2 separate regions of the Homo sapiens genome follow, and region 1 is linked to region 2. Evidence: chromatin contacts called from ENCODE Hi-C or POLR2A ChIA-PET data. All regions are on one chromosome and are shown on one strand. Each heading gives the region's core, a stretch centred on a gene start or an enhancer-like site at or near the end of the contact. The rest is flanking DNA. Distances are from core to core; before and after follow the strand shown.

Region 1 (6,010 bases), core at 620-3,119, 50 kb after region 2:
CTTCTGACTAGAAAATGCCAAAACAGGAGACAAAATTAGCATCGTATGGTGCCAGTTAAAAATTATTTAGAAACCCACAAGTTCTGTGCTTTGTAAATTTTTTTTTCTCTCTCTAGGACATAGTAGAGCTGAATCATTACAATGAGGCATGTGACAGAAATGTTGACTATTTCTGCCATGTCTGTCTATTTATGACTTCTTCAGACTACAGTAATTGTCTGCAATAAATAGACTGTATTCAAATGGCAGGATTGATTTGCCATTCAGGATTATAAGCAACTGTGAGTAGTTCATTCTTTGGTTAAATTATGCTTGTAAGAAGTGAGAAAATGGGATGAGAAAAAAATGTGCTCAGTCCATAATGATAACCTAGGGTAATCATGTATTTTCCTGAAGGAAGTAATAAGGAACACACACCTTGGACACACAATAAACAGCATGGTGGGAAACCCTAGAGTGGATGGTCTGTATCGAGTGAGGTTTTCCAGGGCAATGTTATTCAAAAATCTCTGTCTCTTTGTTTGAATCTTAGAAGCATCAATATATGTTTCCTTGAAGATGATGTTTAAGGCCAAATCCCTTTCATCTAAGGAGAATCTACAGTGTATATGTAAATAAACAGCTTTCTTCTTCAGGTGTCAACAAAACCCATGACCGTTATGATGTCAAGGAACTAAAGCACCCGACCTCCATACAAGTGTTCCTGAGTGCGACATTTTCTCCTTCCAAACTACTAGTACCACAACTTTAGACTTAGGCTCTGTGGGCAGGTCCCTTATCTGATGAAAGAGGAAACAATGCTTCTGCTCACACATGTGTGCACATACGTACACACACATAAACCGGGTATGTTAGCACAGCATCATGTATATGCTATGATACATTTATTCTAATCGGCAAATGGCCCAAACCTATGTTTACCATAAGGTTTCATCACTTTTTTTAAAGAACAGCTATACCACATGTAATGCCTCACACCGAGTTCAAGGTCTGCTAAAAATCAGACTTTTTTTTAAAACCTGGACTATTGTAAAGGTAGGCCACGTTTATCTTATACATAAGCAGTTGATCTTTAAGATATTTCATCTTATTGGTGCTAGCTAGTCCTAACAGATTGCTAAAGAATTCACTGATGCAAAGAAGCATGGTTGAGTCTCTGTGATGTGCCAGCCCTGGGGAGGAATGGAGAGGTGAACATGGCACCACCCTGTTTTCAAGGTTGGCACAGTATTGAAGGGGAGATAGACAAAATAAACCTGCAAGTCACAAAGCAATGTAATGATAGAGGCAGCATGTGCCACATGTCAATGACAAACCATGTGAGAGGGATCAACCATCAGGTTGGGGTGGGCCGTGGCTAGGGGAGAGGCAGTGGAGGCTGCAATTCAGCTGCGCATCTAAAGTTAAGAAGAAGCTTTTTAAGATCTTGAAGCTGTTATTCCCCACTTTTATACTATGTGCCCATCTCATGGACATGCTGTCTCTGTTGCCCAATGAGGGAATGGCTAAAAATGACTCAGGCTGTGGAACATGGCCTCCTTCAGTCTATTGTCCATGCCATGGCCTGAGTAATCCTTTAAAATCGTAAGCCAGATCACATTACACTCCAGCTGAAGTTCCTCCAATGACTTCTCATCTAATTAAGAGTAAAAGCCAAAGTGCATGGGCCAGCCTAAAAAATCAACATTATTTGGAAATCTCCTTTCTACCCCATCTTATCTCCGCCTACTTTTCTTCTCGTTCCTTTTTTTTTTTCCCAGTCATCAGAAAAGCCATGCTCCCACCTCTAGGCCACCACACTTACCGTTCCCTCTGCCTGGGACTCTCTTCCCCCAGATAGCATCTCTTGCCATAAAGGAAGGACTTCTCTCAGGGAGAAGCAGTCCCTGACCACTCAGTCAAAACCACATTCTTTTCACATTACTCTCCATCCTCCTAGACTATTTTATTTTTCTTCATGATGTTACTTATCATCTGACACAGTACAGATTTTATATTTGTTCATTTCCTGTCTACCCTAAGTCCTCTTAAAATGGAACTTTCCTGAGCATGGGCACGGACATGTTTTATTCTCGGCGTTATCCCTGATGTTTAGAAGAGTACCTGTCATAGTGTGTTCAGCAGACATCTGTTGAAAGAATGACTTCCAGCACTTTGGGAGGCCGAAGCGGGCGGATCATGAGGTCAGGAGTTCGAGACCAGCCTGGCCAACATGGTGAAACCCCGTCTCTACTAAAAATACAAAAAATTAGCTAGGCGTGGTGGCGGGCGCCTGTAATCCCAGCTGCTCAGGAGGCTGAGGCAGGAGAATCACTTGAACCTGGGAGGCGGAGGTTGCAGTGAGCCGAGATTGCACCACTGCACTCCAGCTCTGGTGACAGTGCGAGACTCCGTGTAAAAAAAAAAAAAAAAAAAAGAATGACTTAAGAGAGAATGCAACTGGAGCATTTCTTCATTAATACAGGCTGCAATTGTGGTGGCACAATGGGCAAGATCTGCACTTACTTCTTTCAAGGAAGAGATATCACAGGGATGGTGGGGTTATCCCACTCCTGATCAGAATTTAGATTCACTGACTGCACCAATGGTGGGGCTTGATCTTGACCACTGGGCCAAAACAGATGGAGATATACATTAAACAAAGAATTCCCTCTAATCACCACTTCTATTATCAATCAAAAGTATTTGTATATTTACTTTTGTGTACAAAAATTTAACCTCCTGAATGTGATCGCTTTATCTTCTGTTCTTGGTCATTCAAACCACTTTCCCAGAAAAATTTAATTGCACAAAAGGCAGCATGCAAATGCTCTTTAATTTTAGTTTCTGTTCCTTCTTTAAAATCCATTTTCAGTGTAACAATATCGGGCCCAGTGAAAGTTTCTATTGTAGTGAAACGCTTTTTTTTTTTTTTTTTTTTTTTTTTTTTTTTTTTGAGATGGAGTCTCACTCCGTTGCCCAGGCTGGAGTGCGGTGGCGTGATCTCGGCTCACTGCAACTTCCGCCTCCCAGGTTCAAGCAATTCTCCTGCCTCAGCCTCCTCAGGAGCTGGGACTACAGGCACGCACCACCACGCCTGAATAATTTTTTGTAATTTTAGTAGAGACAGGGTTTCACCGTGTTAGCCAGGATGGTCTAGATCTCCTGACCTCGTGATCTGCCCACCTCGGCCTCCCAGAGTGCTGGGATTACAGGGGTGAGCCACTGCACCTGGCTCTTTTTTTTTTTTTTTTTTAGTATAAAATTTCCCTTTACCTCATGCAATTTCAAGTTATCAATCAGTACATTTATATGATTGATTGAATTTGGTGTGTGCTAAAAATTTGCTGCTCAAGGAAATCAACTTTTTATTTCTCCTATTAGGCGTCTGTTCATCGTGTGTGGTTCAAGGAGGAAATTCGTGGCTGCAGAGATTTGAAAACCACAGACGAGGGGAATATATTCAACCCAGTTTTGACCTGTTTCTGCTTCTGTATATTGTGCATTAACTAGAAGTGATGTGAAGAAATGGAACAGAAGAGAAAATGAGGCTGTGTATTGGAAAACATTTGTCAGCCTGCCCTGGCCAACTGTGAACACAGATTCCTAGAAGAATCAGTGAAAATCTCATCACTGGGGTTATTTGCAGCCAGACTGGTCCAGATAGTTGAGATTTTACTGTAGGGAGTGATTGTTTCTGGACCCCTTAAGGCCTGGGAGAAGGAGGAGTGATGATGATCTCATTGTCTATTCCCTTTTGTGATGGGTATTGATTAGTGCCAAGCCAATAACCAAGGCAATTCCAGTCCATAATAAAAAGCAACACAACAGCAGTCCCAATGATCAGTCAGCAATTTGGAAGCCAAAGGCAAAGATAAGAAGCCTGCTAGAGATTTACTTGCAGGCTTTATAATGTCATCTCCTTCAAACACTAGCAGAAAGCACAGTATTTCCTTTTGGTCCACCAGCTGCTGTTGAAACAGAGTTTTGATTGTAGTAAGACAGGACATTTGTTTCACTCAGGGCTCACTGACCATGCTGGTCTTCATGTTTTCTACTTAAGACAGTGTCCTTATACAAGCAAATAAGAAAAATGTGCCCTACACGACAATGTACAAGGATACACAGAATGAACAGAGCCAAGACGCCTAAAAGACCCACATACTTTTAGAGCAGAAAAATAAATTCCACTGAGGGTCACTTCTGGAATTTCTATCTTTATTCCTACAGATTGGATTTCCCACCTTTCCGAAGAAGGTAACATGGTCAAGTTCTTCCAAGTCCTAAGAGTCCAACCCAAGCCTTCATTTAAGTTTTCAGTTTAGAGACCAGGTGTGGTGGCTCACGTCTATAATCCCAGCCCTTTGGGAGGCTGAGGCGGGCAGATCACTTGAGGTCAGGACTTGAAGACCAGCCTGGCCAACATGGTAAAACCTCATCTCTACTAAAAATACAGAAAAAATTAGCTGGGCGTGGTGGCACACACCTGTAATCCCAGCTACTGGGGAGGTGGAGGCAGGAGAATCGCTTGAACCCGGGAGGCAGAGGTTGGAGCTGAGATCGTGCCACTGCACTACAGCCTGAGTGACAAAGCAAGACTCCGTCTCAAAAAAAAAGAAAAAAAAAATTCGGTTGAGAATGAAGCCCAGTGTCATCATTTGCTCCCCTAACATGTAAAACCATCTATGTAGAAAAACTGATTCTACTATAATAGAAATGTTTTCTAGAACCTAGACTCCTCTAAACTCATGGCTGCCCATGAATCAGTGCTTGAAGATTGATTTTTACAGCTTACTGAATCATATATTGGTATCTGATTTTTCTTACAGCACTCAAGAAGTTAAGAATTTTCTATTTCAATTGGATTCAAGTGGTTTCTGCCTTTTCTCAGGGTACAAGTTCTACAAGGAGCTGGGAGATAATTTTAAAATAGCCAAAAAATACCCTTTGCATGAGGAAACGATCAGAACGAGAGTCTAGTTATTTCCATTAGGCTGTCCTCTTCCACAAGTGATGCTAGCATGATAGTAAATGCCAGAACTATAAATTCTATAAATGTGTAGAGACTGTCCATACAGAAGAGAAGGCCATCATTTCATAACAACATATGGAAAGTAAACACAACTTGATCTTTAGATTTTAAAGTAGTTGGCAGTGTTGGAAATTCAAGAAACTTGAGTTCATTTGGAGCAAGTAAGTTAAGATGGAGCTCATAAGAAATGTAACAGATTTTTTTCCTTGATATTATTTTTAGAGTCCATTTTCAGAATTCAACTGAATTGTATTTAGAATTTAAAATTATAGCTCAATGATCCATTTTTAAAAAGAGAAATTCAGCTGGGAGGAAAAGGATAGTTATACTTAACATACCTTTTTTTTTTTTTTTTTTTTCTGAGACAGGGTCTCACTCTATTGCTGAGGCTGGAGTGCAGTGGTGCAATCTTGGCTCCTTGCAGTCTTGACCTCCCAGGCTCAAGCAATCCTCCTACCTCAGCCTCCCAAGTAGTTGGGACTATAGGTGCATTTCACCATGCATAGCCAACTTTTTAAATGTTTTGCATAGAAGAAGTCTTGCTACGTTGCCTAGGCTCGTCTCCAACTCCCGGGCTCAAGCAATCCGCTCACCTCGGTCTCCCAAAGTGCTGAAAGGCCCAGCCTTACTTAACATATCTTTAGCTGGATTTTTTTTTTTGTTTTAAGTAGAAGAGAAAAACAAACTCTGAGCAAACCAAGTTTGTTTTTCTCTTCTACTTAAAGAAAAAATCCTAAACTCTGAATTCTAATTAATGAAAATTAAATTATTTACACAAGTATTTGGATTGGCATTTATATCCTGGCAAATGATCTACATGCACATTTTTTAAAGCCGTGGGATTAAAAAGATAAAGACCCTTACTAGAAGACTAGCAGTTGGTTTTTTAACTTAGCTGCTCTGTTTCATTTCTTTTTACAGTCAGTGATAAATGGAGATCATATATTCTCCTTAATGGCCTGTTCGTGATTTGGCATTGTGCTAAGGCTGGCTGGCAGT
Region 2 (6,566 bases), core at 1,732-4,231:
TGCACGGGGCTGTGTGGGGGCGGACACGGTGCACTGTTGCCACCAAGGTGTCCTGCATGATGTCTGGACACCGGACCAGCGGCCTCTGACAGGAAGAGTTTGTGTTGTGACAGTGCATGCCTTGGAATGGTTGTTCCTTTTTAAAAAAAATCTGACAAGTTGCTCTAGTAACCCAAAGAAGTGAAGGAGAAACCAGCTACCCCACTGGACAGATACTGATTTGTGCAGAATCCGTTTCAATGCCTCATGAAACAATAAAACCACGAACATCTTCCTTAAAAAAATAAAGACCACCTCACCTTCCCCTTCCCCAGGTTTAGCTTTGTACAAAAGACTGAGGAAGCCGCTGACTCTGCCGGGTTCTCCCTGCTCTGCCACTCCAGGCCTTCTCCAGACCTGGCCTGCAGAGAAGGGCACGGGGGACAGCCAGGGGGCTCTAAACAGCTGTTAGATCCTCTTGCATCTCGCAGACTCAGTGGACTGCTGGGGATGCCAAGCGTGGGAAGGAGGCTCCAGGCACACATCCCACTCCTGTCCTCCAGCTACCTGGGGACCCAGAGGTCTGAGCCACACACTGTGCCTCCCTTGCTACCCTCCCTGAGCCACACCGCCGGGGCTTACGGTGGGTCAGAGCCAGGCTCCAGAGCTCGGCCACCCGGGGCTGTGGCTTATCCTGGCTTCACCACTTCCTAGCTGAGTGTGATCCTCCAGAAGTTACTTCACCAACGTGGCCTCCTTCCGTAATCTATAAAACAGAGATGACAGCAATTCCTACCTCGTAGAGTTGTGATGAGGAACGCTGCACATAAAAAGTGCAGAACGCTGAATGCTGAACCACTGACTGCCGCCTACACACAGTGGAGTCAGGCCCTGATCTGATTTGCTGCTCCCTGCTCCTATAGGAAGGCCCGGGGGCGCTGCAGGTCTCTGTCCCCTCATGCCAGGTCTCCTGTGGCTCTGGATGGGTGAGGAGGCTAATTCTGGGCAGGTGGCATTGGGATGGCTGTCTTCAGGGACTGAGCAAGTGCCAGGCCTTCACAAAATGAAGCTCTGGGGGCACTGGTCATTTGTTGAGGAGGGTACTTCGTTCAGACAGGACGCTTAGAAGCCCAGCTCTTTTTCCCAGTAACTGGTTCCCAGGGCCATCCTGTGGCACCCGCACTCATTACGTTGAGAGCAGATGTAAGAAATACAGGAGCTGGCCTAAGAAAGGAGGTTTAGGAATACCCATGCACGATGTGTGGGAAAATGTCCAGGTTCTTACGCATGCACGTAATTCTTATTCACAGCACATGCGTTCACGCAGACGTTCTGCAAGGGCAGCTGGGAGAGGTGTAAACCCCAAAGAAACAGAACATGCAAGAAGTGGCCAGAAAGTACACACCTACCTAACATCCAACTGTTCCCTGGGGGAACAGTGAGGAAAGATGGAAAATAACACCTGTTCTTTGCCACATGGAGCTCTGGCTTCAGTATGAGTGACAGAGGTTGTTTATATTTTTGTCTGTTCGTTTGTTTGTTTGGAGTAGAATGAGAGGCTTTTTTCAAAGGGAAAGGCAAGTATCTACCTTTTCTTTTGTTTTGATGACTGTACTTGGAATTTTTAGAGTAGAAAAGGATAGTTAGATGGAGCCTGGGCACAGTGACTCACAGCACTTTGGGAGGCGGAGGGGGGCAGATCAGCTGAGGCCAGGAGTTCAAGACCAGCCCAGCCAACACGGTGAAACGTCATCTCTACTACAAATACAAAAATTAGCCGGGCATGGTGGTGAACGCCTATAGTCCTAGCTACTTGGGAGGCTGAGGCAGAAGAATCACTTGAACCCAGGAGGTGGAAGTTGCAGTGAGCCTAGATCACACCACTGCACTCCAGCATGGGTGAAAAGAGAGAGACACTGTCTCAAAAAAAATAAAATAAAATAAAAAAATAAAAGAATAGTTAGATGGAGACCCCAGACAGACAGTTTTTAAAAGCCTAGAAAAAAAGATAAGGCTGAAAAAAAAAAAAGATAAGTTTGACTCTCTGGATCTAAAAAAATATAGTTCATATGGGATGGTGACTTTAAACGTAAAATTTTGATCACATGATAAAATTAAATGAGGAAGTGAAGATTGAGACATGAAGAACACAGGATGTGTGCTGGAGAACTCGCAAAGGAGACTAGATTGTAGTAGAACAAAGTGTGTATGAGGAATATTTCCAGCATTTTTCGTGCACTACAAGTTTACAGGGAGAGAGTTGGAAAGCTGACACTGACATTTATTTATTTAAATTAGTTAATTTATTTTTGAGACGGAGTCTCGCTCTTTCGCCCAGGCTGGAGTGCAATGGTACGATCTCAGCTCACTGCAACCTCTGTCTCCCAGGTTCAAGTGATTCTTGTGCCTCAGCCTCCCGAGCAGCTGAGATTACAGGCACCAGCCACCATGCCCCACTAATTTTTGTATTTTTAGTAGAGATGGAGTTTCACCATGTTGGCCAGGCTGGTCTCCAACTCCTGACCTCTGGTGATCTGTCCACCTTGGCCTCCCAAAGTGCTGAGATTACAGGCTGAGCCACCGTACCTAGTCATGACACTGATATTTAAAACAAGGAAAGTCTAAGGACAATAAAAGAACCTTTAAAGATATGTTCAAAGCAAGAAGAGCAAGGAAGGGAATGGAAATATTGTTTGAAGCAAGTAGATGCTGGTTGGGTGTGGTGGTTCATGCCTGTAATCCCAGCACTTTGGGAGGCCGAGGCAGATGGATCACCAGAGGTCAGGAGTTGAGACCAGCCTGGCCAACATGGTGAAACCTCGTCTCTACTAAAAATACAAAAATTAGCTGGGCTTGTTGGCACACGTCTGTAGTCTCGGCTGCTTGGGAGGCTGAGGCAGGAGAATCGCTTGAACCTGCCAGGCGCAGGTTGTGGTGAGCCGAGATTGCACGACTGCACTCCAGCCTGGGTGACAGAGTGAGACACTGTCTCAAAAAAAAAAAAAAAAAAAAAAAGAGGAATTGCTGAACAATTCAGCTTCTGTTTGTTTCACTCTTCTCAATCAAGAGGGAAATGAAAGGAATATAAATGAACTGCACTCTCTCCCCAAAATAAATCCCAGGTAGTTTATAAAGTTAAATTTTAAAACCAGGTAGATGATTATTTACCATGTTTCTCTAAGCCTAAAAGCAATGAATGAGCCAAAAAGGAAAAAACTATGGATTTGACTACCATAAAGATCATTCTAAACAATAAATTATACTCCACAAGGCCCCATAAGCAAAAGTAAAAAGTTAATGTAAATTTCAGGAAGGTATTGTAACAACTATAATGGGAATTACTATATTAAAGATAAAATCATTTAGTTAGTAGATAATTACAACTTAATTAGAAGACCACTAACACCTTCCAGGAAATAGAATGCAAACAGCTAAAAAGTCCAGATCCTTGGACTCTGTCATTTCTCTTCTAGGAATTTTCCCCATCGAAACAAGAGAAATAGAATAAAGAATTATTCACAGTAATGTTCACCACAATGTGTTCACTCAAGTGCTTATAGCATCTTTATTATGTGCCAGGGATCTTATTAGGTATATAATGATGAATGTGATTTTGCTCCTATACTTAAGGAACTTCTATGTTCTGTAGAGGAAATACCCAAGTTAACAGGCTGTTGCAGAGTGATCAGTGTGACTACAGGGGTGAGTATAAGATGCTATGGGATGGGGACGGGGGGACACCCTAACTCACACCTGGTGGATCCGTCAATACCCCAGGGAAGGAGTGATATCTGCAGAACACAGCAACATGAGGTAAGAAGGGATGAAATGGGAGAGAACATAGAATGTTCTGGAAATGTCACCCAGGCAAAGAGCTGAAGGACACCGTGGCGGATGAGAAGGAAGCAGTGAGAAATACAGCTGGACACCGTCTTTATGAAAACAAAGAAGGGGGAGCTAATCGTCTGAGTGAGGATGGCTAAATCGCTTGAAATAGGAAATAGCCACTGAGCACTGTTTTCAAGTCAATTTCATCATGAGGCCAAAATGAGGGGAGTCTGGAGACAGGGCTGCAACAGCAAGATCCACAAGCACTTGGAAAACTGCAAAGTGATATTAAAGTAGAACTTGTCTTCCTCAATCCATGTATTTCCCCCCAGTGATTTGTAAAGGGACATAGCAGGCATGCATATCAGATTTACAGAGGGCAAAGAGGTTCGGATGGTAGCTTCAAATGTCAAAGTTGGGGTCATATTGTTTACAGTTTTGTGTCGTACTCTTCACGCACGTGCTAGAAGCCCAGCATCGGAATAAGGGAATTAAGAGGTGCCCTGCATTCTACTGTGGTTAAACTGCTTCTGGAAATCTGTATTCAATTGTGGGTACCATATTTTATACAAGAAAATGAAAGAAATGGGAGAGAGACCAAAGAAGGATAACTAGACCGGGTGAAGGTCCAGAAACCAGTACTTCCCAGGACTGAGGGAAAAGCTGCATCGGTGGCCTACATATCACAAGCTCTAGTGGTAGCGTGACCATACAACCTACTGGCCATACCAGATACTTGTGAGGCAAAAGGGAGGCTATTATTGATTATATAGAGAGAACAGGTATAAACTAGGACTGTCCTGGGCTTACCCAAATGGGGGTTCGGGGGAACTTGCTAATCTGATGTGTATAAAGTGAAGGTGGGTTAACTTTGCTTTGGTGGGCAAAAAATAGACCCAATGAGGGGAAATTCCAGAAGATACATTCGGATTCAATGGAAGGAAGAACTTTTGAACAAGCATCATTGCTCAAAATGGAATGGGTTGCCCCGTTATCACTGCAAATCATCAGGAAGGGACCAGAGACTTTAGCAAGGGAAGTTGTAGAAAGGATTACAGAACTCAGGGACAGACGGACTCTAAGATCCCTTCCCTTCCTCTCCAATAAGTTGTGATGTATAAGGCATGGATATATAGGCACAGCTAGAAACAAAGAGTTCCAAGAAAATATATTCATTCTGATAGCTGATGTATTTACTTGTGATGTTTCCTTGGTACAATATTACATGTGGTTTGGTGAAACAAATTTTTACAACGTTCACTCAGTGCTTCAGAAAGCTTACAAAAATTTTAGTACAGACTGATAGGCACAAACGCATTTTTCTACTTTTTGATGCTACCAATTTTTCTCATATAAATGTGTGGTCGAACATCCCCTATTTAAAATGTAATTCTGTGCAGAAGAGTTACCGGCATCTGTTGCTGGTTTGGTAGAGAATTCACGTGCTCAGTAACCAAGAACCTTAATAACACTTTCTGGTAACATGAATTTGCCTACTTTGTTTCAGTGTCCAGTTTAATCTGTCGTTTTAAATGAAATTTTAAAAAAATTTTGCTTATGTTGTGATCAATGGAAGGAGACACAGTATTATTTACAACTATGGGTCTTATTATACAATAAGTTTTCACAGTTGTAAACATTTTATTGATACTAAAACAATAATACGTGTGATTAAAATAGAATGATGTGACTGCCATAATAGGCACACAATAAATATTTTATATGAATAATAAATATATATTTAAATAGCATATATCTTTATATATATAATTTCAAGGGCAATTATGTAATATAGGTACTATATAAATTAATTTGCATTCAGTGAAATATGTTTTAATTTGCCTATTCTGTAGAAATATGCCCCAAAAGCCAGTCTCAGGAACACATGCATTATTTGTCATTCACATACCTATGTGACAAGCAGAATCAATGTGGATCTGCCCTCAGTGATGGGTGAAGCCACATAGATAAGAGTTGGGGAATGGGCTCTCCTTGTCATAAACAATCTTCTTTGTATACTACTATAGTCATAATCTCCATTGCCTCCCAGGGAGGTGTGGAGCAGAAAATAGTATTCTAGACCACCTGCAAGTTTTCCAAATTCCACCCTTGGGTCTTTGGTGGCTCTTGACATACAGTAGGAAAATGGCCACCTATGAGGTTAGTATGTCCTGCCAGGCCACCTGCTTTGCTAAACCTGTGTTGGATACAAAGCACTCCTGTACTAAGTGCCTAAATCCAAGGTCCACATGCTCAGATGCCAAGTCCTGCCACGTTTAGCAGGAAGCACTCCACACCGACAGCTGACTCCAGTGACACCCTTAAATCAGATCAAACCTCTAGTGGCATCGGAGCAAGACACATCTGAGAAACAGGGACGCTCGAGAACTAGAGAACCACCAGTCCTACACGGAGGTCCCAGTTCCATGAGGTCAAAAAGAAGTCCCCAACCCTCCCCATTCCAATACAGAGCTGCAGGGAGAGCTTGGGGACCCGTAGTGCTTCCATAGGGGGAAGTTTCCACAGTGACTTTGACATCCACACGGAGCAGTCCATCTGGGCTAGAGGCTACCGCCTTTCTGTTTACATAACCAAGTACTTTGGAAAGGGTTCTGCTGGAATGTCGCTGGCAGGGACTTCTTGGTCTTGCATGAGCTGTGCTGGCAGATCCCTCCTTCCATTCTTCCTGGGGGAGGTTTTGACACTGGCTGGCTGCCCCATGAACCATCCCAGACACTTCATGGAGATCTGCCCCTGGG

Evidence for each region. Hi-C counts contacts between places; a loop is a spot of excess contacts on that map. ChIA-PET counts read pairs that join two places held with the same protein, here RNA polymerase II (POLR2A). Pooled maps may share reads with other maps.
Region 1: a loop to region 2 is called in a pooled map, with 2.3 times the contacts of the local background. The contact joins two enhancer-like sites. A Hi-C loop is called at or near these places in 4 of 168 maps with a recorded cell type or tissue (CD14-positive monocyte, PC-9, ascending aorta and 1 more) and 4 of 50 pooled maps. POLR2A ChIA-PET finds 5 or more read pairs at or near these places in 5 of 52 experiments (AG04450, BJ, GM12878 and 2 more).

The regions. Positions count from the first base shown.
Region 1 is chr10:13,922,667-13,928,676 of GRCh38, forward strand. All of the region lies in intron 2 of FRMD4A (FERM domain containing 4A), which reads right to left. Among named protein-coding and RNA genes, the nearest start is that of FRMD4A-AS2, 66 kb to the right of the region's middle. Within about 2 kb of position 1,870, at least 6 of the 41 ENCODE cell types and tissues checked have a DNase peak (open chromatin) inside an H3K27ac peak, as active enhancers do; they include ascending aorta, where a contact is called at or near this core.
Region 2 is chr10:13,871,275-13,877,840 of GRCh38, forward strand. The region is part of intron 2 of FRMD4A (FERM domain containing 4A); the gene reads right to left. Among named protein-coding and RNA genes, the nearest start is that of FRMD4A-AS2, 120 kb to the right of the region's middle. RefSeq lists an enhancer at 1-177. Within about 2 kb of position 2,982, at least 3 of the 41 ENCODE cell types and tissues checked have a DNase peak (open chromatin) inside an H3K27ac peak, as active enhancers do; they include ascending aorta, where a contact is called at or near this core.